Regions from separate parts of the Mus musculus genome. Here region 1 is linked to region 2. A link is a loop called in an ENCODE intact Hi-C map of the cell type or tissue named here. Cell type or tissue: left cerebral cortex. All regions are shown on one strand. Links, peaks and the distances in the headings refer to the core of each region. The heading gives the core; the rest is flanking DNA.

Region 1 (16,886 bases), core at 3,142-11,141, 150 kb before region 2:
GAATGCTACGTTTCTGAGGCAGGAGTGGTTTTGGGGGTGGGTGAGCACACTCATAGAGGCAGAGAAGGAGGGAAGGAATAGGGGAATTGTGGAGGGGAAGCTGGGAAAGGGGATAACATTTGAAATGTAAATAAATAAAATAACCAATAAAAATGAAAACATATATAGAATTGTTGAAGCCAGAAAGAAAAAGAAAAGGAAAGGAAAGGAAAGGAAAGGAAAGGAAAAGAAAAGAAAAGAAAAGAAAAGAAAAGAAAAAGAAATCTCTTGCAGTAACAGTCTAGATAACCCTAAAACTTTAGGGAAAAACTAAGGCTTCCTGTTCATACCAGATAATATAATTCAAGAGATAACTAATTATATTAAGAAGAGATGCTGGGCGGTGGTGGCACATGCCTTTAATCCCAGCACTTGGGAGGCAGAGGGAGGCGGATTTCTGAGTTCGAGGCCAGCCTGGTCTACAGAGTGAGTTCCAGGATAGCCAGAGCTACACAGAGAAACCCTGTCTCGAAAAACAAAACAAACAAAGAACAAAACAAACAAACAAAAACAAAACACAAACAAGAAGAGATGATTTTCATGTTTTTTTTATTTATTGCGCAAGCAATGTTTCAATATTAGTTATAAAACTTGAAAAGAGTCACAATATGTAGTAACAGCCAATAAATTATTATTGGACAACATTGAATTACATTCCTCAAAGTAAAACCATAGTGTTGATTCACCCAGTGGGAGGTTACTTAGAGTGGAGGAGTTATATATCACTTTTGATTTGGAAGGATGTACTTGAATTTCATGTTTAAAGTAAGAGTATTCCTTTTCAAAAGGTGTAAGAAACACCATTCTCACTTGGTCTAATGATTAACTCTCAACTCAGCTATGGACTACAGATTTGTGTACACATATATCATATTCTTGGCAACTGCTCACTTTAAAGGAAGCTAAGAAAAACTCAGAAATATTTATCTCCCAATAAGTAAAGCTTTTCATACTCTGCAGATTTTTACATTTGCAGGAATTACTTGATATATTATAATTATGTGCTCATTTCTTTTAGCCATTATGCTCTGCAATGTATATAATTGCTGTTTGTAAAGTACTGTCATTTTATGTACCTGCTAGAATTTTCAGTAGAGGTAAATCCCTCTACTGATTATGATTTTGTCTGGATATTGCTAATCAATATTTTCTATAACAAAGTAATTTTTGCACTCCTACCTCTATTACTTATTAAGTTTTTTTCTTGATTTTTTTAATTTCCCAAATATGTGAAATATGAAAGATGGACAATGAATTCCATCCTTAAAGAACAATCAACCTACAATATAATAATGGAAATAAAGTTGTGACTCAACCTTTTTTAGCAGTAAGTTTAAATTCATTATTTTGTGCACTGTAGTTCATCTTTATCAATATTTGTGAATTTTTAACAAAATTCCTACAGTCAGTAATTTTGCTATATTAGCATGGCAAAATGCTCTTTATAGCCTGAAGTTTGAATTTTGTTTTGTTTGGTTTTGGTTTGGTTTTTGGTTTTTTCAAGACAGGGTTTCTCTGTGTATCCAGAGCTAGGCTGTCCTGGAACTCTTTGGATTTTAAGAGAAAAGTTGAAAGGAAACTGAATGTTATTACAAAGCAAATTTAGTCTTCTCTTCTGCCTTATGAGTTGAAATCACACCTTCCAAATACTTGCAAGGTAAAGTTAGTTGCAAAACAAACAAACAAACAAAAAAACCAAAAGGTCATGGAAAGATAAAAAGCAGTATTATATATCAACAGGCAAATATTCAATCCTTTCAATTTGTTATCAGTAGCACTGACCAATATAGATATAAAAAGATCTATGAAGAAAGAGGACACATACAAAATCCTATAATTTACTCATATATGTTTCTATTGAATATTGATGAGTATTCTTTTTACAGTAACATGGTATGTACACTAAAATATAATATAATATAACAGAATATATTATAGAAAAAAATCAAGTCTCCTGGCATATGAAAGAACTGCATGCAGTGATCAGTAGCTATATCTTGTAGCTGTAAATTTGCATCAGACACATGAATACACCAGCTTTTCCTAAAGAAATCTGCAGCACTTAAGAATGTAATCAAATGGATGTTGAAGGGAATCAAGAAATGATTGAATTCAAATTTCAGCTGTTTAACTAAAAATATTAAATTATTACTCTGGAATTAAAATGCTGAAAGGATACTTTCATGGACAAGGTGGTATGGGGAAGAAATGGAAGTGTATTTCCAGTGTATGTACAGATTATCTGGCACATCGTAAATAAGAAATAATGAAGATGATTAAATTTACTGATACTTGGATTTAAAATTGACTTCATATTCTTATCATACAAAAAGTTCTACTTTGTAGTACATTAGAAATGAAACTGAAAAAAAGAGTAGTGTGTGTGTGTGTGTGTGTGTGTGTGTGTGTGTGTGTTCTAAAAACAAGATTAAGAAGTTCTCTGTGAGACTGTGTCTCCTAGGAATGTCAAAAACTACACTGGAAAAGTTTCAATGAGGCTGAATAAACATGAGCTGTACAAGAAAAACAATAGGCACAGCAAAGTTTACAGAGGAGAGTGAGATTGCATGAGACCTTACTCTTCACAAATAACTGCAGCCAAGTAAGGAACACTGAGAACAGAGACGATAGTCTCTCCTGGATAGAGCATACCAACAGGTTATACAGTACCAAATGCACACAAGCAACACTCTACAGGATAAGCAGGTTTAAGTAGAGTTAACTGTATCCACAGTTAATGAAAATGCAGAGCATGAATGTAAAGGAAAGGAAGAAAGAGGGAAGACATAGAGGAAGAAAATGGAGGGCGAAAATCTGAAATTGTATTATAATCTAAAAATTAAGGAAATTAAAAATCAAAAGACACACACACACACACACATGTACGCACTGTGGACATGGATGTAGGGCATGTACTGAGCCCTTTAATAGAATCCATTGCCCTGTGCATTCAATCCACACCACAAGAATAACTGACAATTTAAAACAGTGAAAATCTAAAGGTAACACCTACTTTGAGAACTGACAGTTAATTTTTATTACTTGATCTATAACTATGATTGTAACTTAACAATTATAGATGATTAAATTAAATTTTAATATGTAATATATATATATAATATTAATGTTCAGAGTCTCTATAATTAGAGAAATTTAACATGCTGATAATCATTTTCTCCAATAAAATCCATCAAGAAAAATGTCAAGGATTTACTTTTCATGTATTTTTACTTTGTGTGTTCCAGATTTTAAGCCATAAAATTGAACATATCAAAGCAAAATATACCCTTGTAAGATTCCTAACCATAATGACGTTTAAAGAAAAATAAAGCTTTTATATTTATGAATTAAGAAAATACAAAACATTTCTGCCTACTTCTCCTAAGCTTCAAACATAACTTCTCTAAAATCCTCTTTCTAAACTGCAATGGTACCTGCTGTGTGAATGAATCATGACTGATAAGTACAGAACAGTGAATATGTTACACTTCGTGGAATTAATGAAAACCAAAAGCAAATAAAACTTTACACACTGTTTTTGTTTAACCATTCAGTATGTATTCCAGGCTGGCCTCTAACATTCTGTCACCAGGAATATCCATGAATTCTTGATACTGTTTCTTCCTTTATATCCCATGTTCTGAAATTATATGTGTGTTCCACCATACATAGCTTGTGCAGGGCTTGTCCCCAAACTCAAGGCTACATGCAAACTAGATAAGTACTATATACTAACTAAGGTGTAGTGTGTGTGTGTGTGTGTGTGTGTGTGTGTGTGTGTGTGTTTTTAAAGGGTACATACAAATGAACATGCATGTGGAATCTAGGGAATAATTTGTTAAGATGAAATGTTGAGCAATTTGTTTACCTCCTTTGAGACATCTCTCCTTGGCCTTGATTTAGCAAATAAGGCAGACTCTCCCTAGTTAGTGAACAGGAGGGTTCCTCTTTCTTTGTCCTCCCAACACTGAAATTACAAAGATACCACCATATAGATGAGATAATTTTAATGTAAGTTCTGCAGACAAAATATAGTTTTGCCTGCTTGCAAACAAGTAATTTATTGAATGAGAAATGACTGTAGCCCCCTCTAACATTTTAAAGTAGTAAAACAGTTGCACATAAGTTTGGGGATCTCATGATTACTTCATGTCATCAGTCTGTCCTACAAAATATGCACAGGCACTTTGAAAGAGACTGAGGGAAAGAGGAGAAGGAGAGAAGGAGGTAAATGATTAGTTTTCTTTTTCCTTTTATTGGATATTTTCTTTATTTACATTTCAAATGCTATCCCCTTTCCCGCACACCCCTGAAACTCCCTTCCTTCCTCCCCCTGTTTCTATATGAGTGTTTCCTGCACACATCTGCCTCCCCTCCATGGCATTCTCATATACTGGAGCATCAAGCCTTCACAGGACCAAGGGCCTCCCCTGCCACTGATGCCCAACAAGGTCATTCTCTGCTACATATGTGGCTGGAGCCATAGGTCCCTCCATGTGTACTCCTGAGTTGGTGATTTGGTCCCTGGGAGCTCTTAGGTGTCTAGCTGATCTATATTGTTGTTTTTCCTATGGTGTTGCAAACCCACTTCATCTCTTTCAGTCCTTTCTCTAACTCCTTCTTTTGGGACCCTGTGCTCAGTCCATTGGCTGGCTGCAAACATCTGCCTCTATATTTATAGACACTGCCAGAGCTGCATAGGAGGCAACTATATCAGGCTCCTGTTAGCATGCACTTCTTGGCATCCACAATAGTGTCTGGGTTTGGTGATGGTATATGGGATGGATCCCCTGGTGGGTCAGTCATTCAGTCTCTGCTCCATACTTTGTCTCTGTATTTGCTCCAGTGAGTATTTTGTTCCCCACTATAAGAAGGACCACAGCATCCACACCTTGGTCTACCTTCTTCTTGAGCTTCATGTGGTCTCTGAATTGCATCTTGTGTATTCTGAGCTTTGGGGCTAATATACACTTATCAGTGAGTGCATACCATGTGTGTTCTTTTGTGACTCCACTACCTCACTCAGGATAATCTTTTCTAGTTCCATCCATTTGCCTAAGAATTTCATGAAGTCATTTTTAAATAGCTGTGTAGTACTCCATTGTGTAAATGTACCACATTTTCTGACCATTTCTTTGTTGAAAGACGTTTGAGCTATTTAAATTTTTAGATCCTGTCTCAGTGGGAAAGACACGTTCAAGCAAATACAAAGGCCTGAGTTCAGTCTTTGGTAACTGCATGTTGGAAAGAAAAATCAACTCATTAACTTGACTTTGTCTTCAATAAAGACCGTTGCTTATGAACGTAACCATGAAAGCCCCTCATAATATATACAAACACACAAATAAGAAATAAGTAGATTATAGATACAGAGAGATTAGAGAGAAATTAGGTGAATATAGATGTATGGTAGGAGATAGAGAGATTGATGGTAGACAGAAATATATAAGGATAGATGGATACATGATAGGTAGATAGATAGATAGATAGATAGATAGATAGATAGATAGATAGATAGATAGATAGATAGATAAATAGATGGATGGATGGATGGATAGATAGATAGATAGATAGATAGATAGATAGATAGATAGATAGATAGATAGACAGACAGATAGATGATAGGCAGGTGTTTGATATAATAGATGTAATAAACTGACAAAACTTTGCACAGAACTTCCTGAATATCATGTTATCATATTGCTTCTTCTATTTCATATGTATAAATTATGTAAATAAAATTCTAGTTTTTGTTTGTATAAATGTTTGTAAGTTTGTATTAGCTTCACTGTGCTCACACTGTGCACAAATAGGTCAAAAAAAATCTGTTAGATACCCTGGAAATAGAGGAACAATGGATTTGAACTGCCATTTGGTTTCTGAAAACAGAATCCAAGTCCTTTGCAAGAGATATCTGGGAATACAGTATATAATTACACATCCAAATATAATTGTGTAAATTCATAATTTTTGAGAAATAAAATAAAAATATGCATCAAGAAAAGTGAGAAATATTTATGTCAGGACACTGAATAAAAGTTATTAAAATTTTATTCATAAATCACTTATTTTCATTAAGTATGATTGCTAATACACTCTGAAATATGAAAATAAAACATTAAAACTATATCATGCAGGAAATTAAATTAAATGTCACTATTTATGATTAATACCAATTCTGACTCACTCATACTTTTCAATAAAATAAGTACTTTGGACCAGATCTTTTTGCTACATTTGTAACATTTATAATACTTAAGATATAATTTCATACACACACACACACACACACACACACACACACACACACACATATGTGTGTGTGTGTGTGTGTGTGTGTGTGTGTGTGTGCGTGTATATATTCCTATAAGTTTATCATGTGGTTACTTATTTACTCTTCCTTTTTCTGGAATGTACTACTTTCATTCATCAAGGCACACACTCCAAACACTTGAATCATTTTAGCCAACATTGTCTCAAATATAATAGTGTATTGAGAACACTGTCAGTACAGATTGATACTGTAATGTGAGCTTATGTGTGACACGTATTAAATCCAAATTTAACTTGGTGGGTTACATTATAAGAATAGAATACTGACACAACAAAGGGGCAAACATACAATGAATCATCAAAATATTAGAACATGAAATGAAAAAAATTAATAAGCCATTTTTTAAAGATAAGGATACCAAGGTTTAGAGAATAGAGACTGTGGACAAAGCCATGACTGTGGAGAGCCGTGTCGTGAGCAATCGCCATTATAAGATGGCACTGGCTTCCACTGCGCCTAACTAGTAAACAAGCCTTATGTGCAAGTGCAAGAGTGAATTCACACCTAATCACTGCCATCTCCGGGCATAGTAATGGGGTGATGGGCGAGCAACAAATCGTGAGCTGTCACGCCACATCAGGTGCTGAAACGTCACGCTGCGGGCTATATAAGCAGCTTCATTTTCTGGATTCTGGGTCTTCCTCCTGAGAAGTAAGCAATAAAGCCTTTTGCCGCAGAAGATTCCGGTTTTCCTGAGTGTGTTCTTGCCGGCCGGGACAAAAGCTCCGGATACATGACAACCATTTTAGACTTGTCTTCCATGTTACATATTAGGAAGATAATGATAAGGTTACTGGACTTGAAAACTAAGTTTCGTCTATACAAGTTACAACTGACATGAAACATATGGTAGAAGAATTTACATATATAAACTTAAGTGATTCTATTTTTTGGCTATTGTTTTAAATAAAATAAACACTTGGTGATCATGAAATCTGCAATGTACATTTCTCTTCAGATCAATTAAAGGGCATGCTTATAATAAAAGGTAATGTAACTATTTCATTTAAAGTATATATTGCCATATTAACTATCAATCTACAGGAAAATGTGGATTAAAAGGAGATCTAACTGAAGGATGATAAGTGTGAATTGTTTAAATGAAAAACAAATATTGGTGGTATATAGAAAGATGGTGATTTAGGTGAGATAGAGGAAATTTGACAATACAGACCACTGCTATTTATTTTCATACTGGTGCTATAGCATGGAAGCCTTTATATGTGTGCTTAACGTATATTACAATATATACACCCATTCATGCTATATACATATTATATGTACACACATATAATGGAATATAGTATTGCATACATACACAATGACATATAATAATCTACATACAATGTTATATACATGTATTGTGTTATATATGTGCACACCCAGCAGGGAGAGATGATGCTCATTTGTGTGCCTTCCATTCCTACAGCTTTACTCCTACAGAATATACAACCATCTGTGCTCATTTCCATGCTTCTTATTCTGCCAGATTTGGAAAAAAACTTATTCTTCATTCATTTTTTTTCTCCAGAATGCTGTTATACTCTGAGTAACAATGATAATGGTTTCTTTTGTGTTTCTCTAAAACAATATAATTTTATATGATGCAAATTGCAGATTTTAGAGCTACTCACTGAGGACTTTCCAAACCTCTTCCTATTTTGCTGGAAGGGTCTCAGCTTTCTTATCAATCAAAGGTAAGGTTATGTGTTCTCGCAGGCTCCTATACACTTGATCATAGCATTCTGAAGAGAATGCATTGCATTTGGTAAGTGCACACCTATAAAGGACTAAAAGCATTGGTTAGAAGAGAAATCCAAACTTAGCATAATGTACAAAAACAGGAGTTAATTTCAACCTACTACAAAGGCCATGTCACAGGCAGCTGATATATCATCTTAATTTGCTCTAAGGATGGTTACTAAGATGCACAGAACTACTGTAAAGAGTTTGCTTCTATATCTCCTGCCATAATTCAAAAACAAATGTGAAATAACTACCCTGAAATTTCAAATATTTACTTGAACATCATGAACTATGGGCAGTGTACATCTGGATGCTTAATGTACTGTTTTTTACTAAATGTATTTATGCTCTCTGTGAGTTGAGAGTATAAAGTCAAAGAAATATGCAGATGCATAAATATCCTTTTTCAAACCCATTTCACCTAATATTAAGAAAGTATGTTTGATGCTTTCCCAGGATCTCTTGCATGTTTTAGAGGCATGCATCTCTGCATATGTAGCATTGCACATATAGACTTGTACAATCCTTATACACATCCCTTTAGAAACATCTACCAATTTTCTTGGGGCAATAATCCTCTCAATATTTTTCAAACACCTCTGCATCTCTGAATGTATACCAATTGAACAATACTTACAAGACATAATTGCTTATATTATTTTTCAGGCTACATGACATGTTCAGTGTACATATTTGAAATTCATAGGTTGATATAACATTTTCAACATGTGCCACACAAATTTTTATGAGGAAAAATTAGCACAGAGTCTGCCTTGTATTTGAACAGCCGGGACACAATGTACCTCATGCTGGTCCATTTAGTCATTTTGCTTTTTCATGTGGCACCTGCATCTTCATCTGTTTTATTCCATTTTTATTTTAGGGAACAAACTCTAACCATGAGCACATTTGCAGTACTATCTGCCACTGTGCTGGAGAATTTTAAAGCTGGAAGGAACCTCAGAGATTAGCTCATTTAGCACATTAGGAATTTCTCGCTGAGCTTTTGGCAGACACAAAGTAAAGTAGTGACAAAAGAAAAAAAATGTAACATACAAAGATTGGAGTTTTTCCCCAAAGTATATTGGAACAGAACTTTCACTTCTAAAATGTATACTCTGAGCAAGAACATTCATAGGGCCCTAAGGCACCCCTTTTGTTCCTGAGGTTCAAGCTATGACTCCTAATAGTGTCACGTCCATAGCCATTACAGTTCTTTCTGAGGCCTCCCACAGCCCTTATGCAAACAATCCACTGAAACTTACTGCTGGGTACTTTCCAATGGGAGCATAAATTTAAAGCTAACTCTGCACTGACTCAGAGGTGCATTCTTCAATAGCAATAGTAGCTACAGCTGTGTTTAAATGGAAATTCAGAAGCTGGCAGCTAAGGTATTCAATTTAGGTAGACATTTACAGAAAAAAAAGTAATTGGGAATAATACATTTTAAATGTTTTAATCTCTAGAAAGGATGTGAGTCAAGCCATTACAACCATTGCACTGTGGTGCTAAGTAGACACTAGGACTGAACTGTTAGCTCCAAGAGGAGCTAATGGGGGAGATGAGATAAGTAGTTTACAAGTGAACTGCAAAAGAGCAGACTCATTTTCCCTGGCTCATATCTAACTCTACACAAGTCAGTTCAGGGTGGTTTCTTAGCATCAAGTAAAATGCAATATATAAAACTAATGATTTCAAATGTCTATGATTTTTCTCTAATTTAGAAATTGCTCTAAATGACTTTTTAAAGTTTTTCTTTTAAATGTTGAGGTATTTTCAGGATAATACAGCATTTAACACTGATGAAGCTTTAAAATCAGTAGCTGTATTTCCTTCATGGGAATAAAGGCAAAGAAAGGCTTTTGAAATAGTAGTCACAGCCATTGCTTCAGTCTTTCTTAAAAGGCTGAAGTTTATTAACTACTTAAACTCCATTATCCAAGATTGATTCAACTCTAGAAGGTGTTGAGAAAGTCACCGGTTGGTAAGATATATGTGATGTACTGGAGCAATATTAATTATTGCTATTCAGTCTTTCTAAGCCGAATGATTAAGAATCTAGATTATGTTTTGACTGGAGGTTTTATATTTTGGGTTTTATACAAATATAAGAAAAATATGGTCTTATTCATTTTCAGAATGGCATAAACTGATGTATAGGAGTGACACCTCTGTGTTAGATAGAACATGTCAACATATACTCGGTGGAGGTGGATAAGACTAAATTTCTCTTTGGTTTTCCCACTCTGGATCATTCTTAGATTTTTTTTTTCTATTTTTTAATTAATTTTTTACAGTCCATATTTTATCACCCGCGTTCCACATTCCATACCTCCTCCCCACCCTGTCTCCACATGGAGGTCCCCATGCACCACCCTGCCTGATTTCTAAACTCCCTGGAGCATCCAGTTTCTTGAGGGTTAGGTGCATCATCACTGAATGAACACAGACCCAGCAGTCCTCTACTGTATGTGTGTTGGGGGCCTCATATCAGCTGGTGTATGCTGCCTGCTTGGTTGTCCAGTGCTTGAGAGATCTTGGGGGTCCAGATTAATTGAGACTGCTGGTCCTCCTACAAGACTGCCCTTCTCCTCAGTTTCTTTCAGTCTTCCCTAATTCAACAACAGGGCTCAGCTGCCTCTGTCCATTGGTTGGGTGCAAATATCTGCATCTGACTCTTTCAGCTGCTTGTATCTTTCAGCGGGCAATCATGATAGGTCCCTTTTTGTGAGTGCTCCATAGCCTCAGTAATAGTGTCAGGCTGTGGGACCTCATCTTGACTAGGATCCAACTTTAGGTCTGTTCCTGGACCTTTTTATCCTCAGGCTCCTCTCCATTTACATCCCTGTAATCCTTCCAGACAGGAACAGTTATGGGTTAGAGTTGTGACTGTGGGATGGCAACAGACCCCATCCCTCACTTGATGCCCTGTTTAACTCCTGGAGATGGGCTCTATAAGTTCCCTCTCCATACTGTCAGGCATTTCATCTAAGGTCCCTCCCTTTGAATCCAGAGAGTCTCTCACCTCCCAGGTCTCTGGTGCATTCTGGAGGATTCCCCCCAACCTCCTATTTCCTGAGGTTGCCTGTTTCCATTCTTTCTGCTGGCCCTCAGGGATTTAGTCCTCCCCCTGACCCCACCCTTTTTTTCTTTTTTCTTTTTTCTTCTTAGAGTATATATCTCATACTTGTGGGAACTCAAATTCTGGTACTAGATTATCTATATGTTAAAGGACAGTCAGAATCCAGGTGCCACCTATGAGTAGATGGTATTTTGATTTTAACCTCAAGTAGGAGAAAGAGAAAGGCATCTCTGGTAACTTTGAATTAAAGAGCTTAGCCCAACATGCCACATATCCACGTGATAATGAAACACACACACATATATATAAGCACACACACACACACACACACACACACACACACACACACACACAAATACACACACATATGCAAACACCTGAAACAAGATGCAATTCAGTACTCAACACCTTGAATACTAAACCTAATGTTATGCCTTTGCCTTTCTAGGAATTATTTGTGATCTGTGACTTTTCCATTCCTCTATTCCTTCCAATCCTCCTATTCCTCCCCTCCCCCTCATTTCCACTGCTGTTCCATGTCCCTTGAAAGAGAGGAAGCAGAATTCCAATGAATATCAACTAAACACTGATTACAAGATACAATGACACAAAGCACAAAAACACATATCAAGGTAGGACCTGGCAGCCTAGGAGAAAGAAAGGGGTCCCACAACCATTTCCAAAGTAAGAAAACAAGGTACGTTCATAATTACTGCTTCAGCTAAAAGCTTGCCAAAGTGATTCATGACATAAGCAAAATGAATAACTTTATTTTGTGTGTAATTACACAGAAAAATATCAGAATATTTTTATTGATATTAATGGATAAGAATGATGACAGCTCTTTTCTCAAAATAACATGTTAATCAATCAGCTATTGAATGACACAGATGAGATTACACATAGCAGAAAACTGTCTTCTTGCAGAAGGGAAAATAAAACTAGGTAGGATAAATTAATTTCTTAATGTATAATATAAATATATCAAAATTTATGAGACTAAATGTGATCACCAAAATAAAACAGAGATAAAAATTGTCTTCTAAATAGATTCTGAGAAAACCTTCTGCTTTTAGAACCTAGATTTAAAGAAGATTTGGGGGGTGAGAGCTGAGAGGACATAATCATGTTGAGGTATGGATAAATATTTGTGCAAACCAGGACACCAATAGGATGAAAAACATGTAGATTCTGGAAGGGAAAAATGATCTTTAATGTCAATACATTTGGGGTGGGGATGGTTATTAGAATAAGACTTGAAATAATCATTAGAGTTGGAAGTGTACTATTTGAGTTCAAAGCAATGACATGGAGAAAAATTAAGGAAAGGATTGGTGCATTGAGAAACTCAGGTGTGAGAAGTAGACTTTGGAGATTAAGAAATTAACTAGTCACTAGGTTGTAATAATGTCTTAGATACTAATAGTGAGCCAGAGACTACTATCTGAAGAATTGAGAGTTTGATCATCAGGAAGCAGATGTCTGTAACAGTATTCTGAAATCAGGACTTTTTTTTTCCATTTTTTATTAGGTATTTAGCTCATTTACATTTCCAATGCTATACCAAAAGTCCCCCATACCCACCAACCCCCACTCCCCTACCCACCCACTCCCCCTTTTTGGCCCTGGCGTTCCCCTGTACTGGGGCATATAAAGTTTGCAAGTCCAATGGGCCTCTCTTTCCAGTGATGGCCGACTAGGCCATCTTTTGATACATATGCAGCTAGAGTCAAGAGCTCCGGGGTACTGGTTAGTTCATAATATTGTTCCACCTATAGGGTTGCAGATCCCTTTAGCTCCTTGGGTACTTTCTCTAGCTCCTCCATTGGGAGCCCTGTGATCCATCCATTAGCTGACTGTGAGCATCCACTTCTGTGTTTGCTAGGCCCCGGCATAGTCTCACAAGAGACAGCTACATCTGGGTCCTTTCGATAAAATCTTGCTAGTATATGCAATGGTGTCAGCGTTTGGATGCTGATTATGGGGTGGATCCCTGGATATGGCAGTCTCTACATGGTCCATCCTTTCATCTCAGCTCCAAACTTTGTCACTGTAACTCCTTCCATGGGTGTTTTGTTCCCAATTCTAAGGAGGGGCAGCATAGTGTCCACACTTCAGTCTTCATTCTTCTTGAGTTTCATGTGTTTAGCAAATTGTATCTTATATCTTGGGTATCCTAGGTTTGGGGCTAATATCCACTTATCAGTGAGTACATATTGTGTGAGTTCCTTTGTGAATGTGTTACCTCACTCAGGATGATGCCCTCCAGGTCCATCCATTTGGCTAGGAATTTCATAAATTCATTCTTTTTAATAGCTGAGTAGTACTCCATTGTGTAGATGTACCACATTTTCTGTATCCATTCCTCTGTTGAGGGGCATCTGGGTTCTTTCCAGCTTCTGGCTATTATAAATAAGGCTGCTATGAACATAGTGGAGCATGTGTCCTTCTTACCCGTTGGGGCATCTTCTGGATATATGCCCAGGAGAGGTATTGCTGAATCCTCCGGTAGTACTATGTCCAATTTTCTGAGGAACCGCCAGATTGGAAATCAGGACTTTTTAATGACAGTGAGGATACAGAAATACATGGATACATTTATCTTAAATGCAAAATGATTACGAGTATGAAATGTGTGATATATTTAAAATTATATATACTTCAGTGCTCAGCAGAAGGAAAGCTTTCATTTTCAATATTTTCCCTTCGCTACTCTTTTTGGTTTTTGCTTTGTTTTAACTGCTTTCACCTTTCAGTTGTTGTTTTGCCTGCAGTGTGAATTGTCTAGGACTGTTATGCCCTCCGCAACTGCATACTTAATAGCTTGACCTTGGTTTCAGGCTATGTTGTGAGCTGCCTACGTTGTTTCTCTGCCCCCACTTCTACCCCCTATGCAGAAGTTAAAGACACATTTGATAGGTCTCTATATGTATGTCTTTTGCAAAGCTTCGTGGTGTGAAAGTCCATTGCTCTTAATAGGTTTACTTCCCAGGGTAGTTCTACTTTTTTCTACTTCAAATACATTGACCCCCTAATCTTTAGAGCGTGGAGAGCAGAAGATAATATACCAGCTATAAATATATTCAGACAAACCAGGCTACTTATTTTCAGAGAAAACCTGCTGTTCCCTCCCTACCACCTCTATTAGGAAGACAAAAATGTGATTTAGGTCATTCTTCATTCACAACTAAATCAGAAAGATTAAAAGTATTTCAAAGAAACATTAGGGGGTTATTTTAAAAGTCCAATCTTAAAAATCCCAAATGGATTTGAGGTCTTTTAAAGCATTTGAGCCTAATTTTTAAAACCAAGCTAACTGATACAAATTGCATCAGCTTAAATTCACTGAGAAATGTTCTTAATTTTATTAAGCTATATCGAAATGGCTACGGTCCACTTCACAAGGATAAAAGAGACAATGCTTACTGAATTACAGTGAATGATCTTAACTATTTTATGCAATACAATGCTGTTTTTTAGAAAATTTTGAAATGAAACTAGTTGTTGAACACTTTTAGAAATGTTCAAACCACAAGATGTATCATTAGAAAATCAATTTCTTTACATATGCCCTATCTGGCCACTTTAACTATGTCCAATTTTATACTAGCATTAAACAACAACCTTTTATTTTATGTTTGTACTGAGTTGGTATTGTTCTGCTATTTAGCAGACATGAGACAAGAAACACTCCCTGGATACTCATTTACTATCACATTTATATGTAAGCCATACTTCAACATGCTGTTTCATTTAAACACAGAACAACAAGAATATCCTCCTTACAAAACATGGGATTACTATGATAGGGACTGTAGCTCATTGACTATCCTACAATCTTAAATATTTTATCCTTCCTATTCTCCTTCCCCATATTTAAACATGCATTCTGGTCCATACCTGTTTTTACTCTCTGTTCTTTCTTCCAATAAGTCACCTGCCACAAAGGATCTTAAATATGAAGTTCTAAAACCAGCCCAAAATTGAGATAATGAACAGCAATTTACTTCTGGACCACATTCCACCTAGAAAGTTAGATTATCATTAACTATTGTTAATGTTAATTGTATGTATATTAATATTTGGCATAATGTAGTGACCCCACTGTTAAAAAGCTGGCAAGCATGGCACAATGAAATGAACACATAGAAATGAAACAGATAAATATTCTGGATAATTAGAAATACAGAGATGAAAACACCCACTGTGAATTCATGTGGGTTATTTATTACAAAGTTACTTTGGTATTGAAAAGCCAGAGAATGAGAGTAAAAATCTTGAAACTTATAACAGCTAAGCATGTAGTCAAAAGGACAAACTGGCATCTCACAAAGATGTTTCAGTACACACTGTAATGTGTAGCCATACCTGCACTTTCACTTAAACAAGCTAAAATTCATCTTTAAGTGAACAAAAAGACCAGAAGGAGTCATGGTGAGCCATAGCAGGCGAGTTAGAGATGATCAAGTTTTATTATGAGCCCCCAGCATTCTGAAATGTTATGTCTGGCTGTTTTGAAAGATTCCCTGATCTCACTGGTTGTTCTGAAACTATGAGAGGCTGCCCAGTTGGTCCAACCTTTCTCATTAGAAGATTATACTTTTAATTGGCAGTAAGACTTTTCCCTCAAAGGAAAAGTTTAGTCTAATCTGAACCTTCTCACAATCTTGTTTCAACATCCTGTCCAACAATTAGGAATACCTCACAGCACACAAACTCAACTAACTTTTGGGCGTTTGTATGTTTGGAAATTGGCAGTTATGTGAAGGAATCCTCAAAATTAGCCTGCAAAGATAGGTTTTGTAAAGATAACACAGAATTATTGGTGAAACTAGAATTAGATGATGCATTACCAAGAAAGAGGTCTCTAGGTAATGGATCTAACATTTTTACTTGTTGATGTTAAAAGGTATGTAAGAAATGGTTGTGAATGTTAAGTGGATAACCATGACTTGGCTCTGAAGACGAATTTTAAAGATGGTTACTGTGCTTCAGAGGAAAGAGGCCAAATTAGCAGGATGTTGTATGTGGAAATAAAATATCAGAGGGAATGATTCCATAAGATGTAGTAAAGACAACTCATGAGTAAGGAATGGAGAGCAGTACTTGACCAATGCGACAATTCAATTTTGTTTCTTCTCCCTTGAGCAGAGCTGAGAGTAGTAAAAGCAATCACAGAATCCAAAACTTGCATATAATAATATCCCTGAAAAGAGTATGCCCAAAGTACGGGGGGCCAAATGGCATTGCCTAGCTAGAAGAAGCCATAATCTACAATTAGCATAATAGCTGGTGAATTTGAAGTGGAAGTTGAGGATGCCTGTATCTCCCAAGACTGGGCAGGAAGTGAGGAGAATACGAAATGTCAATGCACATACAACGTACACGAACATTATTTACCACATAAAGTAAAAACAGAGATTAGATAGATAAGCTTGATGGAAAAGTTGGTTATTCCCATATGGAGTCATTCTCTTGCTTTTCCCCAGACCTGAAAATAACTGCTTATTTCTACCATCTTCTACCAAAAGTGTCCATTGTGAGATAGATCCCAAAATCATTGTAACTTTAAACGCATGGTGTTACCATTGTTCTAGACATGCACCAACCTCTTCTATCATGCATTTTTCCAATATGTACATAATTTTTAAGTCAAAATTGGTATTTGGAGAGCAAAACGATCTC
Region 2 (16,886 bases), core at 3,293-11,292:
ATGAAAGATGTCGATCCATAGTCAGAAAAGCCACTGCAGCTTAAATAGAAAACTCTTCTTGTACAAGGTAGTCATAGCCACAGTTTGCAAAAAGTACAGCTATTGATTAATTAAACAAAATATTAACTAGATATACAGTCCTGGGGCTTTTAATCTCCTGTAGCCTTGTCTTTTTAAATTAAATAATTTTTTAACTAAAATATATATTGAAGGGTTAAAATATTAAAAATTACTAGATCTTGGAATCTATTCACCTTCCTTTCAGTTTGCTTGAGCCTTGCCAAGTCTCTAGGAGATTAAAGAGATGATAAGAGTTTTCTAAGCCTCAAATTTTTATGATTCTCCTGTCCTGACAAGAGATCATTTCAGCTTAAACTAAATCGTAAGGGAAACTACTATGTCCTGTTATATAATTCTCCGTGTGCAGTATGTTTTGGGGTTAAAAAGTTTTAATACTAGAAGATCTTCAATTAAAACCTGTAGCTTTTAAGGCTCTAACCTAACAGGGCATGATAGTAAGGCTGTAAATGTTCAGAAATACATATGAAGCCATGCTAAGTACTGATGCAGTTAATAAGTTAAAGCATTATTTAGTCTCCTGTTTCATGTTTATAATGTAAAATTTAGAGCAGATATCTAAAACAGATAAAAGTTGTTCAACTCAGAAATACTAGGATAAAACTGGCGTTCAAACTGTCAGAGGTCTGATGAGTATGGTATGTAATATGTTTAAACTTACCATGATGGACAGAGATTGCCCAAGGTGTCCAAGAAGAGGCAGGCACAATGCTACCCACCTGAACTCTGGTATAATAACCACTGGTCTTAACTCCCCCAATGCTTCACTTGTTGCCAGCACCTGGTCTGAACTGTAGATAAACAGAGGGCTACTGGGGAACTGATTGCCACATGTTGCTTTAGACAAGATAAGGTCAGTCCTTCTCAGGTTCATCACTTTCTGGGCTTGATGGCCAAAGATTGCTTCTGTTCTCAGTGCCTGGGGCAGGGAGAAACCTGCATCAACTGTCTGGGTAATGGAATACGGATAAGTCTGCCTCATTTCAATTTATCCTTCAAATTCTCTGATTGCACTGATGCTTATTTGTAGCTTAGCAGCTAAGAAAAAGGCACCTAGCTTCTTACATCCAGGTAATCTACTATTGTGTTAGATTATGGGTTAGTTTGTTAGTTAAAACTACTAGTTCTCTTGTTTAAAAACTGGCAAAAAGGTTTTCTTTATTATCAGACTTCAAATTGAAACATAAACAGGTTTCAGATGTAGCTCTTTACTGTTCATTTATTTAAACTTGCTTGCAATAACTATTTTCAGTAATAACTACTCATATTTTTGATAAATGATTAGTTGGAAAGAGAAAGATGCAAAGCTGGTATAATATAGGGATTTAAGGTATCTGAAAAAAATGGAAAACATTTCAGATTTGTTTCCCTCATCTGCGTTATTATTAAACTACAATTTCAAAAGTTCACCATTTTAATATAGATCAATGGAATTTTGGTAAGATAATGGAATATTGGCTGTTAACAATTCAGTCACAAGTTCAAAAGATCTGTCTAATTTAAGGACATTATTTTTGCCATACTTTCTAAATATTCATATATACTCTAAGACTTGAGTGGATTTGCTACGTTGGAACTTCCATGAACAGGTCTGCTAGGCTATTCTTGGTATTTATGGGTACTGTATCATCTTTCTGAATTAATCATCTAGCTTTTGACACATATTCTTTAGCTGTGTTTTAAAACTTTGCACAGAACTACAAATATTAATCCACCAACTGCAAATATTTTCCTTCCTCATATTTAAATAATATTCTAACTAGATACAATTATTTGTTATTTACATATTGCTTAATTTTTTTTACTTCCATTCAAGCACATTGATTATCTCTATAAGAGTATTAACTTTCTGAAACATAATTGTAAGATTATTATTTATGATGATTTTTAAATTTTTACTTGTGATTTTATTAGTGCTGTTACTCATTCCATCTTACTGAAAGAAGGTTCATATTTGAAGATGCCTTTTTCCTTCAACTTTAGAAATTATTCTAATATAATATAATATAATTATGTCTACTTCTTATTGAAAAAAATGATATATCTCAAATAGTGCTTCCAATGTTCTTTAAGATATTACTCACTATTAAACTTTCATATAGTCTGTACTCTTCTCCACAATGTTTTTATATTGAATGCAAGATAAACATTCAAAATATACTGGAGGGCCTTTTTTGGCAAGCCTTGGGAAACTAAATCATCCCTGTTTCTGATTTTTTATTAACCTTACAATATTAAATTAATAATTGCTATTTCATTTAATATCAATTTCTTGATTGCAGATATAAAGATAAAAGTATTATTGAATAAGTAATTAAGGGGATTTATTTTGATTCAAGTTTATTTTTCAGTCTGTATTTTCTGAAAATTGCTTTTAGAAAATTTCCACATTGTTGATTTTGAGTTTTCTTTTCTTTTCTTTTTTTGAATCTGCTCTCTTGTTCTTTTTATTATTTATTATTATTTTTATTAGATATTTTCTTTATTTACATTTCTATCCCCTTTCATGATTTCCCCTCTGAAAACCCTCTCTCCTCCCACCTCTCCCTGCTCACCAACCACCCACTCCTGCATCCTGGCCCTGGCATTCCCCTATACTGAGGCGTAGAGCCTTCATGGGACCAAGGCCTCTCCTCCCAGTGATGACTGACTAGACCATCCTCTGGTATATATGCAGCTAGAGCCATGAGTCCCACCATGTGTTTTCTTTGGTTGGTGGTTTAGTCCCAGGGAGCTCTGGGGATACTGGTTGGTTCATATTGTTGTTCTTCCTATGGGGCTGAAAAATCCCTTTAGCTCCTTGGGTCCTTTCTCTAGCTCCTTCATTGGAGACTCTGTGCTTGGTACAATGGATGGCTGTGAGCATCCATATCTGTATTTGTCTGGCACTGGCAGAGCCTCTCAGGAGACAGCTATATAATGCTCCTATCAGCAAGCTCTTGTTGGCATCCACAGTAGTGTCTGGGTTTGGTGGTTGTATATGGGATGGATCCTCCCTTGGGGCAGTCCCTGGATGGTCATTCCTTCAGTCTCTGCTCCCAACTTTGTCTTTGTAACTCCTTCCATGAGCATTTTATTCCCCCTTCTAAGTGTTAGTCAGTGTCACATGATTTTGATAAGTGTATATTTTAAGAATTTACTGGGAAAATGGTTGTTATAATTTATTTTCTTAGATTTTTTACAATTCTGGGAATTTCACCTAAGAAAGGAACCTATTCTCCCTTTCTAGAAACTAAGAGTGGAATCTCATTCTGTACAAGTAATTGCACATGATCATTTTATCCTTTAATATAACTGTACTTCAACTTTATTTGAGTTTGGAATCTTCAAGTACTTGTTTAGCTAATTTACCATGTCAGCATTGAAAATATAATCACAAATCTATATTATGCATGACTTTTCTTTTTTCTTCTTCTTTTTTTCCAAATCTACCATTTACTCTAATGTAAAAAAGTATTTGAATTGTGAGGACAGGTATGGAATTGAAAACTGATCACTACCAAAGCAGTTTGAGGCTTCTCACAGGTGGAGAAAGTCTTTCAGAAACAGAAAAATATACATACACACTAGCCATGTCCAACCTCAAATGTAATTAAGTTGGAAAAGTAAACTTCATAAAAGTTAACATAATTCTCAGATTAGACAAGGTTCCTGAAAGACAGTAAGAGGAAACATTTTTGGAAATATGAGAGATGGTTTTCACTTATTATTTTAGTGTGATGTCAAAGAGGAAAAAACCTACTTGCTGCATTCAATATAGAAAATGTGGTCAATAATACAGACATCTGAGAACTGAACAGTGAATAACGTCTTAACAATCAAAAGTATAAGCACATGTCTTTTCTTTCTTCCCTTTCCAAAGATGTTAAAATTTTAAAAAAAGGTATTATTGAAGAAAGAAGGCTGTGTATCTGTAGAGAATGATTTAAATGGATTACCAAATGCTGAACAGAAGATGTAATAAGATGAAGAGAGTTAGCACCCTAGACCTTAATAGGAAATGTTACTGCAAACATGTGAACTGTTCACTTTTTCATTATGAAGCAATTCTTTTCCATCCAGTGCTCTTGCCAATCCATAAGCGGCAGAACCATAACATTGAGGATTAACACCTTAGACACATAAAAAACTGATGAGCTCTGACAAAACATGCAACCCTTCTATAAGCAGCAGCCTACAGGATATGAGCCTATGACTTTAGAAGTTTTCTGGACACTAAGTGTGAACTCCAAGTGATGTTGGCAGGAACTCTTGTTTTAGCATGGAGTTCCTGCCCATATCATACTATTCTTATATGTGCTAGTTTTCTGTCAACCTGATATAAGGGAGAAACACCTGAGCGGAGGGAAGCCAATTGAAAAACAAAACAAAACAAAACAACAACAACAACAACAACAACAACAACAACAACAAACTCCAAAATACCAGGCTGTAGGCAGCAAATCTGTAGGGAATTTTCTTAATTAATGATTGATGCTGTAGGCCGAGCATATTTTAGTTGGTGATATTAGTTTAGCGGATGGTTCTGGATTTTATATTACGCCAGACTGAAAATGCAAAGAGGAACAAATCAGTAAGCAGTGCTCTTCTATAAGCTCAGAATCAGTGCCTGCTTCCAGGTTCCCAAATCATTTGAATTTCTGCCTTTGCTTCCCTCCATGGATGTTATGATTCGGCATATGTAACCAACAGAAGCCATTTCTTTTACCATTGATTTTGGACATGATGTTCATTGTAGCAATAGCAGCTTGAGATAAGACCAGCTTTCTAATATGGAATCTTCCTGAAATGACATATTTTGTCCATAAATTATATTCTTATGAATTTGAAGAAAAACCGAAAGAGTTGTCTATCTCGATAGAGCCTCTATTGTAGAAATTTTCTCATGCAATATACAAAGCGAAATATCCAAAGTACACACAGATAACTAAGAATATAGTTATGAAATAGATAACACAGAAGACATAAACAACAATGAACATAAATATATAAACTCAAATATATTATATATTGCTTTCATAACACTTAGAAACTGGAGTAGACAAAAAAGGAACGTTGATTAAAGAAAAAATTCAATACAATGTTTAAATTATAGAAAGTATTCAAAACAGCAGAATTAATTTGATATAAAGATGTACAAAGAAATAAAACTAGATGGGTATTATAAGATCATACAGAAATGCTAAAAACACAAACATGAATAATTCAATTGGCTTCTAAATAGTAAGAAATTCAAAAAATGTAGAAGAAATATAAAATTAGGAAAAAGTCATACATCTTGGTATAAAGAAAAACTCTATATAAAACCATAATGAAGATAAAAATTGAAGCTTAAAAATACAAAAAACATATCTACATTTAATATTTCAGAAACAAATGTTAAAATTCATTTTCCAGAGATCATGTATCTAAAGTTAATCACCATCTGAATAAATTTAAAATAATTATCTAAATGTTATTGGAGATATTGATAGAAAATTTGAGTGTCTATTGGTCCTGAAGGAAGAATTAGGTTTGATCAATATCATGACCAAATTTCATCCCCACATTTATGACAATGATGATTTTCTTCATATTCCATAAACAAGAAAACTAAAGCCAATTAAAAGATATACTGTAATAAGTCATCAATTTATCCTCAATTTATTAATTTCAGTAAGTTATAAACTCAGACTAAGAATGTGTTTAGGGTAACATATGACTTGGGTTAATTAGAAAATCTGCAAACTCATATTAGATAGGACATAAATACAGATAAAGATGGAAACTGGTAACATGGACTTCATACACCTTTGCAAAGACTCAGCTAACTACAAAAATACATAAATATTCATTGATAGCTGTTATGGAATGATATAATATTTATGAATTCAAATGTATGCATATAGCTGTCTTATGTAAGAAAGTGTATTTTAGCAGTAAAAGCTGGAAAGAGTTAAGATTAGTAGAAGTGTGCTAAATTCTAATCCTCTGAAAATGTGAAGTCAATACATTGAACAAATCTGTCATACTAAGAGAGTTATAAAAATGTTAGTTAGATGTGTCAAATAAATATAGAATGACTTTAGCAACAAATGTAGAAATTAAAATGTCTTCAATGTGACAGAGAAAGGTCAATAAGGAAGTACCTTACAGTTTGTATCCAATACATTTATTGTTTGAATTTGTATCTGTTACACTGAGGTACAGAATGAGGTTAGCAACAGAAGTTCCTCTCATTTTGAAGGACTAAGTAAGGGAGTGCCTACCATGTGTCTGAGAGTATGAATTTCTGAATTAAATGGCAACAAAGTAATGTAACTGTGCCTTAAGGGGAAGTAGGGTCAAGTGAACGCTTATTTTCAGCTGAGAAACACTCTATACCTCCTAAAATGGCATATTCATGAGATTGTATCTGCCATTCCTGATTCTGCACATAATGATTCACTTAGAGTGTTCTACAAGACACTGGGCATTTTTATAGATAGTCATAAGAAACACATTGTGTAATTTTTCTTCTCATTGCTTTTGACATTCTATTCCTTTCTTTGTGGTGTGGGAGAAAAATGAAATGAACACTCTGTTCCCAACTTGGCTGATTCTTATACTATACAAAGAGTAAAATAGCTCTTAGAATTGAATACATTAGTTTTTATGATGTAAAGCATCTTTTACTTATGTTCTGTCTTTCCTAGACTTTATCATTTTAAGGACAGACTTGTGATAACATTTTCAATTAGAATTTTCATAGAGACTCAGGCTCTTTGATCCGATGGTGCCAATGTAAAGTACGTTCCTAAACAGTAGGAACACATTTTAAATTATGAAAGCTTTATATGTCTTGCTTTCCTTGGACAGACTAAGGGTTCTGGAAATTGAATATTGTTTACCATTCCTTTTTTATTAATATTTAATTATAACACTAATGAGAAAAATGTTTCAATACTAAAAATACAGAATTACAATCTAGTAATTTTAGTAGAGGCTACTAAAATCAGGTGACACAAAGATTTATTCTTTCAGACATATATGCCCTATTTATGGTATTTCTATTGAAAACATTACTGTGTTCTTTAGATTCACCACTGCATGTTATTGGGTAGTGTCCAACATGTTACAGTTTTCATTTAGATTCTGTTATCCTCCGCATGTCTGAGAGTGTCCAATTTAATGTTCATATGAAAACCTAAAAACCCTGCAACAGATTCTCTGCATGGTTTGGAAAACACCATGTAACTATATTTAGAGACTAACTCTTTTCAGAGGCCATGCAAAACCAATATCTTTAAAGTAGTCTTTAATTTGACTAATATCTTTGTAATACAATTAATTGGGACATGGAACATGCCACAAGCCATCCTGACAAAGTGTGAAATCACAATCAGATGAGTGAATGTAAAGAGATCCCTGAGAGGAACCCAAACCTTCTGTGATGGTTCGTATATGCTTGGCCCAGGGAGTGGCACTATTAGAAAGTGTGGCCCCATTGGAGTAGATGTGCCACTGTGGGTGTGAGTTATAAACCTTCATACTAGCAACCTGGAAGCTAGTATTCTGCTAACAGCCTTCAGATGGAGATGTAGAATTCTCAGCTCCCCTTGCACCATGCCTGACTGTGGTTCTCACCTTGATGATACTGGATTGAACCTCTGAACCTGTAAGCCAGCCCCAACTAAATGTTGTTTTATAAGAGTTCCCTTGGTCATGGTTTCTGTTTACAGCAGTAAATCCCTAACTAAAACACCTTCTAATCTATTTCCAAGGACATACAGATTCCATATCAGAAGGAAAACTAAATCTGGGCTTCTTATATTAACTGGTCTGTGTTATTATGTTTATAGTAGTCTAGTCAATGTAAAGCACCCACTAATCAAAATGAATGTAGCAATTTTATTTGCTTAATGTCATATATATAATAAATATAGGCCAATAAAATAGCTTGTATGTACCTGGGAATATCAGAAATTCATTTAGTCTTAGAGTTTAAGTAGATAGCTATATAAAAATAAAAGGAAAGGGGATGCAAAACTTAATATTTTAATATATAAAGAGTTCATGTAGAAATACTGCTTCAAGCCACATTTCCTAAATGACAATGATTTGTTTTTTCCAATATTGAAAATAAGAATGTAATCATAATATAGAGATTTTATTAGATATTTTCTTCATTTACATTTCAAATGTTATCCCCTTTTCTCTTTATAGCTATCTGCTGAGAGGCGCTGCCAGTACCTGACCAATACAGAAGTGGATGCTCACAGTCATCCATTAGCCTGAGCCAATGAAGGAACTAGAGAAAGGATCCAAGGAGCTGAAGATGTTTGCAGCCCCATAGGAAGAATATAGAGATTTTTAACGTTTATTTTTTTTTATTTCAAAATCGTGAAATAACAATAACAATACTTAAAAATCACTTGAGTATTTTCTTTTGCCCTAACAATACATTACTTACCTCCTGCTAAGTAAGTTATCCCAAAATTCAAAAGGAACCCAAGCTGAAAATTCCATTGTGATTAAAAATGAATAGTCAAAGAAATTTCTTGTGTTCAGCACAGTTCTGTGGAAGGAAAATCTAAATGATCCGTAAGGAATGAAAGAGTGAAAGAAGTCGTACTGCTATGTTATGAGTCAATGAAATTTTCTCCATTTATATGTTGTAAGAAATAAAATACAACCAGGCATGGCTGAAATGAAAACAAGCAAAATTTCATTTCATATATATATATGAACGATTTGCAAGATTTTAGGCTAAATTTTCTCCACTCTCTGTGATAGTTCTAAAACTAATCGGTTATTCATAAAACAATTATCTGTGAAGTGAAAATACATTTTTCTTTCTTCTTTCAATACATCACTAATGCACACACCCTTGTCTTCACTCCTGCAGGTTCCCCCACCTTCCTTCTTCTCCAGAACAATGGCTCCACTTTTTCCCCTTCTGAAAAGAACAGGCCTCTCTGTGCTCTCAACCAAACAGAGCATAAAAATATGCACAAAAACTCAGCATAAATCCTCATATCAAGGATGAAAAAGGAATCCAGTCGACAAAAAACGATACCAAGAACAGGCAAAATAGTCTGAAACACCCCCACTCACATTTTATACATCTCACAAAATTCCAAGCTAATCAATGACAAATATATTTACAGAAGGCCCACCACAGACCAGTGCAGACCCTGTGATTGCTGCTTCAGTTTCTGTGAGCTGCTATCACCTCTGCATACTTAATTCTATGGACCCCATCTCCTAATGTCCTTGACCCATTTGGATACTACAAGTCCTCCCCACCCATTCTGACAGGTTCCCTGACTTCAGGGAAATGTGTGGGTGTGGTATTTCTATATCTGTTCCCATCAGCTGCCAGAGAAATTTTCTCTGATGACAACTGGGCTAGGCACTGAACTAGAACTACCGCAGTATATCATTAGAAATAATTTCATTTGTCTGTCTGTGTGTTTGTTTTGCCAGTCCTGTTCAGTGCTACCCTATGTATCCAGCCTCTAGTTCCTGGCCAACTAGGCAGTGTCTACGTGTCCTTCTTGTGTCATCTGCCCAGTTATAGTAGTCATGAATTTTCACTCACATAATTTCTGGCCACCATTACACCAGAACATCTTTTAGGTAGTGGAATTTGTAGATTGAAGGTTTTATGTCTGGGTTGGTATCCCCATCCTACCACTGGAAATATGCTGGGTTACAAAAAAGATGGCCTGTTCAGGCTCCTTATAGCCAATGACTAGGAATCCTTGCTAGGGTCACCCTCATAGATTCCAGGGAATCTCCACTGTACTACATTTCCACATCAACCCCCAAAATGTACCCAAATTTCACTTCCCTCTCCCAGTACTGCCTCCATCCCACTCCCTCCATGGCCTTTATCCCTCTTGTTCCCATCCCCATCAGCCCATCATCCACCTGCAAAATCTACTCTGATTCCCCTTTCCAGAATATCCACGCATCCCCTCTGAGCTCTACTTGTTATTTGGCTTTTCTAGGTCTCGGGATTACATTATGATTGTTTTTACTTTATAATTATTATCCACTTATAAGTGAATTTATATGATGTTTATGTTTCTGCATCTGGGCATGATTTTTTTCTAGTCCATTCATTTACCTATAAATTTTATGATGCCATTTTTTTTTTACAATGAATGAGTAGTATTTCGTTGTGTAAATGTACCACATTTTCTTTATTCAGTTTTCAGTTGAGAGAAATCTAAGCTTCTAGCTATAATGAATAAAGTTGGTTGGAACAGAGTTGTGGCAGTGTCCATGTGAAAAAATGGAGCTCTTTTGGGGGTATATGACTTGGAGTGATGTAGCTAGGTATTGAGATAGATTGGTTCCGAATTATCTGAGGATCTGCATTACAGATTTCCATAGTGGATGTACATGTTTTCTATGCCCACTTGCAGTAGCGACCTGTCCTCCTTGCTCCACATCCTCATGAGCATGAGCTGTCACTTGGGTTTTTGAACTTGGCCATTCTGACAGGTAGAAGTTGGGATCCCAAAATACTTTAGATTTGCATTCTGCTGGTGATAAAGGATGTTAAACATTTCTTAAACATTTCCCAGCCATATGAGATTTACCTACTGATAATTAACTGTTTAAATCAGTAGCTAACTGACAAATGTATTATTTGGTGTGTTGATATCTACTTTATTTAGTTATTTATAAACTCTTAGTATTAGCCCTATATCAGATGTGGACTTAGTGAATATATTTTTAATACAAGATGAATATACAAATGTCCTGTAATTTTTATAAAATTTGCAAATTTTATAACAAGATATTCCTATTTTGTATAAGAAAGAGATTTAATTGCATACAAATTTTTATTGAGTATTGATTAAAATCCTGTTTAGTTTGAGAATATGGATTGGGAAGTACAGGGGTAGGGGCTTGAACTGGAGAGTGAGAAATGAGGACAAAAGGAGAGGGAGGGAGAGGGGTTGGGATAAAAATAAGGAGGTCTAAAAAATAAATAAACAATATTTTATTAAATATTTATTTTAAAATTATATATGTATATATATGAATGTGCGCGTGCACACACACACACACACACACACACACACACACACACACACAATAAGGCTCCCACAAAAGCTATAGACTATCTAAAACCATCCCAGCACAGTGCATGAGAAACTTTACCTTTTGGTCCTAGGAGTCAATATAAGCCAAAATTAAATAAGTTATTTTCATTACTCTTGGTTGCCTCCTGGCTCTTGAAGGTAATGACTTACTGCTAAGGACACCTTCTATTTTGGACACTGGTCTGAGGGATATCCATGTCGAACTGACCTGAGTACTTCCTCTTTAAAAAGCAATGCTAATGCTATTTTTAAATACTGTGCAAGCTGCCACAGGAGGGAAAACAATCAATAGTCCCGCCCACTGAAAATCCTATGGACCACAAAAACGTCAATTTGTCAAAATATTCTCAAGATACAACAGTGGCAATTCTATCTTGAGGTAATACTGCATTCTAATTCTACATAAATCTTGGTTAGTAGGAAATTCATGCCTGCTACTATGAACTTGTACTGTAAACATAACAAATTATCCATGGCTGGTGATGCCATGGATGAGGAGACGAACCCACTACTGCTGGTTTCTTACATCAGTATCACTTCTAATTGCATTATGAGTGCTTTGTATACCCACAAATAAGCATAGCTTTCATCCCTGTCTCTAGCCGAGGAGTTTTCATTTGCAACATATGGAGACCATTTGAGAAATCCACATTTTTTTCCAAATTCAGTGAATGATTATCCAGTAAGTATTCAGTTCCAGTTGTATATCTTCAATGCAACCCCTAAACTTAAGGCTCAGGGAACATTGCAGAGGAATATATAGAAAGTTGGTCAGACCAGAGGATGATGTTCTCTATTGTGAAGTAGAGTCTTCTATATATGACAAGGGACTTTTCAAATGAAATATCACCAATGTGGTCACCTTTAGGACTAGCAGAGTCCTATGCATCCATGGACATGCAAATATTTATGATGGAAATTTCACAAGGCTCAACAGTTCAATGAAGAACAAAAAATAATTAGAGGCTGTTAAGAGAGGGAAAACCAAACTTCTCTGGAGATAAGAGAGGTTGTGCAGTCCCTAGTAGTCAGTCATAAACAAATAAACATAAAGGTGACCCTGCATGGAATCAGAAGCATGTAATTGTATATATGTATTTACACACACACACACACACACACACACACACACACATATATATACACACATACATAGTTATAGAAGTTACAATTTGAAAGGGAGTGGGAGGTACAGGATGAGGTAGAGGGTGATAGGAAGGGTGTGAATTATGTAAATAGTATTTATATATGAAATTCTAAAGTCATTCTTTACATTAAAAAGAACCTTTGCACTTTACAAGACACAAAAGGAAATCAGGATGTCTTACCTTAAGGATCTCTAGTTAAAGGAGATGTATACACAACATTATTCCAATATTTGATAATTAAGAATTTGAGAAGTTTTAGAAAATGTGAAGGCTCATTTTAATTTGTGTTTGTGGAATAAAAACTTGGTTTCATTTATGCAGAATAAAGCCTTTAAGTCTCCTTAAAACAATTGGAATACATGAATTTTAAAATATCTAACAATAAGTCACTCTTTGAAGCTTTAATATATGTTCTAATGCTTCTTTATATTTAACCAATTAATTAAAATGTACAAATAATTATTTATGTGCTACTCTCTGCTGTTCTTATCTTTTCACACATAGTGTTCAGTGAACACTTAATTAACTCCCTGTGGTCATTTTCATGTAACATGCTAATGTCTTTTAGTCATCGTTAACACTCAGAGTAAAAAGAGCTAAATCTTAACTATCATTGCTTTAATCCCTAATCTACAATGGGTTTCCTCTAAATATCCCAAACAAATTACTGAGGACCCCGGGCTTAAAAGTGGGTCTCTCCATGAAGACTCCATTCTATGAAACAAATGATTGTAGTAATGAATGGTTCTAACACTGGGAAAGTCCTTTATTGTGGAGTTGAAGACTATGTCTTCCCTTTGCTGTTCTCAGTGCTGTTCTCAGTGTTCAAGTTTTTTGTCCTCACACTGTTTCTTCCTTAAAGCTAACATCTGTTCTTTTTGATCTCCTGTCATTCAATTTATATATTTCACATCTTTTATGTTGCTGTTTATAATGCTTGTTTTGAGACAGGATTTATAAAATAATAGTTGGTCTAGAACTCACTGTGTTTCTCTTTTATAAATTCTGAAATAGAAATATGTCCTACTATGCTGGGCTTCTGTATATTTTTCTTCAAAAATAAAAGTACTCCAATACATAGTTGTTTGTGACTGCAAATCAAGCCCTCGGGATAATGAGACAGAAGAATTTCATATTCCATGTTAACATGGCTTGCATATGAAAATTTAGTCTCAATAATTTATTAATTAATTAAATTATTTCAGATAGTGTGGCACTTTTACAGGCAGGACAGGCCAAAAGGTTACTAGTCAATCATGATAAGTTTCACTTGGAACATTTTATAAAATGAAAAGGAATAAATTCTTTACTCATGACATTGACATTCTAAAACTATAACCAATAATTGGTGATATTTGAAAATTAGTCCTTTAGAAGGTAGAGTTAAGTGAGTTCTTTAGAGTGATCATTAATCAAACAGCACTGATCTAAGAAGTGGATAAGACACTGTGTTCCTTTTTCCTATCTCCATGACCACACTTAATTCAAAAGAACTGCATGTGGATACTATAACAACAAAGCAGGATGAAAACTAGAACCAGTAGTTCCACACAAACAGCCATGTTGACTCCTTGCTCACGAACTATTTTCAACTCAAAATTTGAAAGCAGTTATTCATGTTTGACCCACCCAGTCTATGTACTATATATATATATCCCAATTTATATGAAGGGAAAAAAGTGTATGGAAATTATTGCATGTTCCTAAAAATTTCTTTATGCAAACCAAAATAATGTCTCAAATTTAAGCAAATGTACAACATTTTATTAATATACAGGTGTATATTTCAGAGTGTTTAAATATTGTGTAATAACTTTTGTAATGCTCATATATTACATTTGCAACATTCAAAAATAGAATTGCAGACTTTCAAAGGTAGTGACATGAATCTGGTTAGGTAGAACATGGTGAGCATGCCTCTGGCAGATCTTGGGCTTCTCTCCAATTTCCTCTGCCTTATAAAAAAATGTTAGTCCATTCCTAAAGCTAGCCCTCACTGTCTATTCCCTTATTTGGCTACTTCCTTCTCCCGAGGTTGATCATCAAGGTCCAGCTATCAAAATATATAATAGGTCCAACAATCAAACAACCCTTTGGTTCACCTAATTAACATGCCCAATTAAAATAAAACACTTCATCTTAAAGTAAGCCTTAAGGGCAAACCCTTGTTCATTAATAAATGTGCATTTTCCTATATGTGATAGCATTCTCCTCTCTGTTCTAAGGGAAGTTCTTTTGCTCTCTTGGAAAAATACTCCTTCCCCTCTTCCTTTTCCCCTTTTCCTTCTTCCCCATCCTCTGTCTTCTGGCTTTGTCTTTTATTCCTTTCCCTGTATCGCTCTTGGGCACACAAATCTGCTTTGTGTTAAGAACTTGTTCTTTGGGGGTCCCGAGCTGATACTGATCCTAACAAGGAAACTTATCAGTACCCTGAAGGTAGAGAAAAATTAAAAAGTCCCTACTCAAATTCTCAAAAATGAATTTATGAGAATTGTAGGTATATTTAGGGCCAAGACCATCCCCCACCATGTGTGATGAAAATGACTGATGGTTTCTGCCTGTAAGCTAATGCAGTCCTTTCTTTCATAGTCATCAGCCTGAATTTTTATTATACTGAAAGCCTTAAGTTTGATTAACTCCTTTTACCAGAGATCTGGGATTCACTATATTTGAGCTCTTTGAGCCTAGAATTATTTTCCCATGAACCTTTGTCTTAGAGGAATAAGAGAGAATTTTAACTAGAGCTAATCAGCGCCTTCTTGAGATTTCCACTTCTGAAAGTGGAGCCTAGTTTTGTGCAATAACACTAGGAGCCAGCCTAGACAATAACTGCTAAGCACATATAATGTGAAGATTATTGGTGTGTCCTTAGTTTAAAAAATGGGCCATTTTATAGTAATGTTCATTTCTTTAAAATGAAAGTAAAAAAAAAAAGAGAGTAAAAACAATTACTAAAAAGTGAGCTTTATGTTGATTTCACACTAGGACATATAGATGATTAGAAAATGACATGTGGCAGTCTCTACATGGACCGTCCTTTCATCTCAGCTCCAAACTTTGTCTCTGTAACTCCTTCCCAGGGTGTTTTGTTCCCTCTTCTAAGGAGGGGCATAGTGTCCACACTTCAGTCTTCATTTTTCTTGAGTTTCATGTGTTTAGGAAATTGTATCTTATATCTTGGGTATCCTAGGTTTTGGGCTAATATCCACTTATCAGTGAGTACATATTGTGTGAGTTCCTTTGTGAATGTGTTACCTCACTCAGGATGATGCCCTCCAGGTCCATCCATTTGGCTAGGAATTTCATAAATTCATTTTTTTAATAGCTGAGTAGTAACCAGTATCCCGGAGCTCTTGACTCTAGCTGCATATATATCAAAAGATGGCCTAGTCGGCCATCACTGGAAAGAGAGACCCATTGGACACGCAAACTTTATATGCCCCAGTACAGGGTAACGCCAGGGCCAAAAAGGGGGAGTGGGTGGGTAGGGGAATGGGGGTGGGTGGGTATGTGGGACTTTTGGTATAGCATTGGAAATGTAAATGAGCTAAATACCTAATAAAAAATGGGAAAAAAAAAGAAAGCCAAAAAAAAAAAAAAAAAAAGAAAATGACATGTGCTTTCAAGATTGACTGTGACTGAAAATGACTTTTTATTCTTCAATCCCTCCTTCACGCATACATCAGCAGCCTTGTTTTGTTTTGTTGTTTTTGTTTTTATAAAAGGTTGTTTAAAATTCATGCCTAAAGAAAAACGGCACTAATTTTCCAGGTTATTCAGAACCTATTTCTTAGCACTGTGCATATTCATAGCAAATTTTCTGACTATCCATTCCTAATGATTGAGTTTATATTGGCAATTCTTGTTTGAGAAGGAAAATTAGATGTTCATAATAAAACTAACTGAGCCAGGCATGGTGGTGCATGCCTTTAATCCCAGCACTCGGGAGGAAGAGGCAGGCGGATTTCTGAGTTCAAGGCCAGCCTGGTCTACAGAGTGAGTTCCAGGACAGCCAGGGCTACACAGAGAAACCCTGTTTCAGGGGGGAAAAAGTAAAATAAAATAAAATGAAATAAAATAAGATTAAATAAAATAAAATAAATCTTTAACTGGTGGAACACAATATCTCAAGGGATTACAGATGTTTAAAAACCCAAGATCAAAGCTATGCAATTAGATACCCAACTGAGGTAAATACATGTTGGTGAGTCACCACAAAACTGAAAGAAATCAATGGTCAAACATCTGTTCTGACTGTGGGGTTATCTGAGATCTGTTTCATATTTAAAGATGAACAAGTGCTTTCTGGTTAGTAACTGATGTGTGACACTAGATTTTTAGTAGGATGATTCTTTGATTTCCTGCTGCCTAGTTTTGATGTGTCCCACTGAGAGAACTAAAAAATTTAACCATCTTGCTACTTGTACATTAAGAAGAACCAACTCTAGGCATGTCTGTGTAGTTAAGATTTGATGGCCCTGTCATCGTTTTACTCATCAATTTTGGGAGAAGTATTCATAAACAAAAACTTGGCCCAGTATTCTTTTATACAAAAGAATAATTTATTCTTTTATACTTG

The links. A loop is a pair of places that touch in the nucleus more often than their neighbours do. Peaks named below come from ENCODE experiments on the same cell type or tissue, not always from the same donor. Only the 100,000 strongest peaks of a DNase experiment are listed, where the experiment ranks them.
Region 1: a loop joins it to region 2, with 2.1 times the contacts of the local background. A loop is called at or near these places in 2 of 42 quality-filtered maps.

What each region holds. Positions count from the first base shown.
Region 1 is chr15:20,214,444-20,231,329 of GRCm38, forward strand. No RefSeq gene overlaps it. Among named protein-coding and RNA genes, the nearest start is that of Gm25976, 38 kb to the left of the region's middle. In left cerebral cortex, for the core only: no CTCF peak of the experiment used is centred there; DNase peaks (open chromatin) are centred at 7,821, 9,101 and 9,344; H3K27ac peaks cover 398 bases.
Region 2 is chr15:20,368,802-20,385,687 of GRCm38, forward strand. No RefSeq gene overlaps it. Among named protein-coding and RNA genes, the nearest start is that of Gm25976, 190 kb to the left of the region's middle. In left cerebral cortex, for the core only: no CTCF peak of the experiment used is centred there; a DNase peak (open chromatin) is centred at 6,536; H3K27ac peaks cover 211 bases.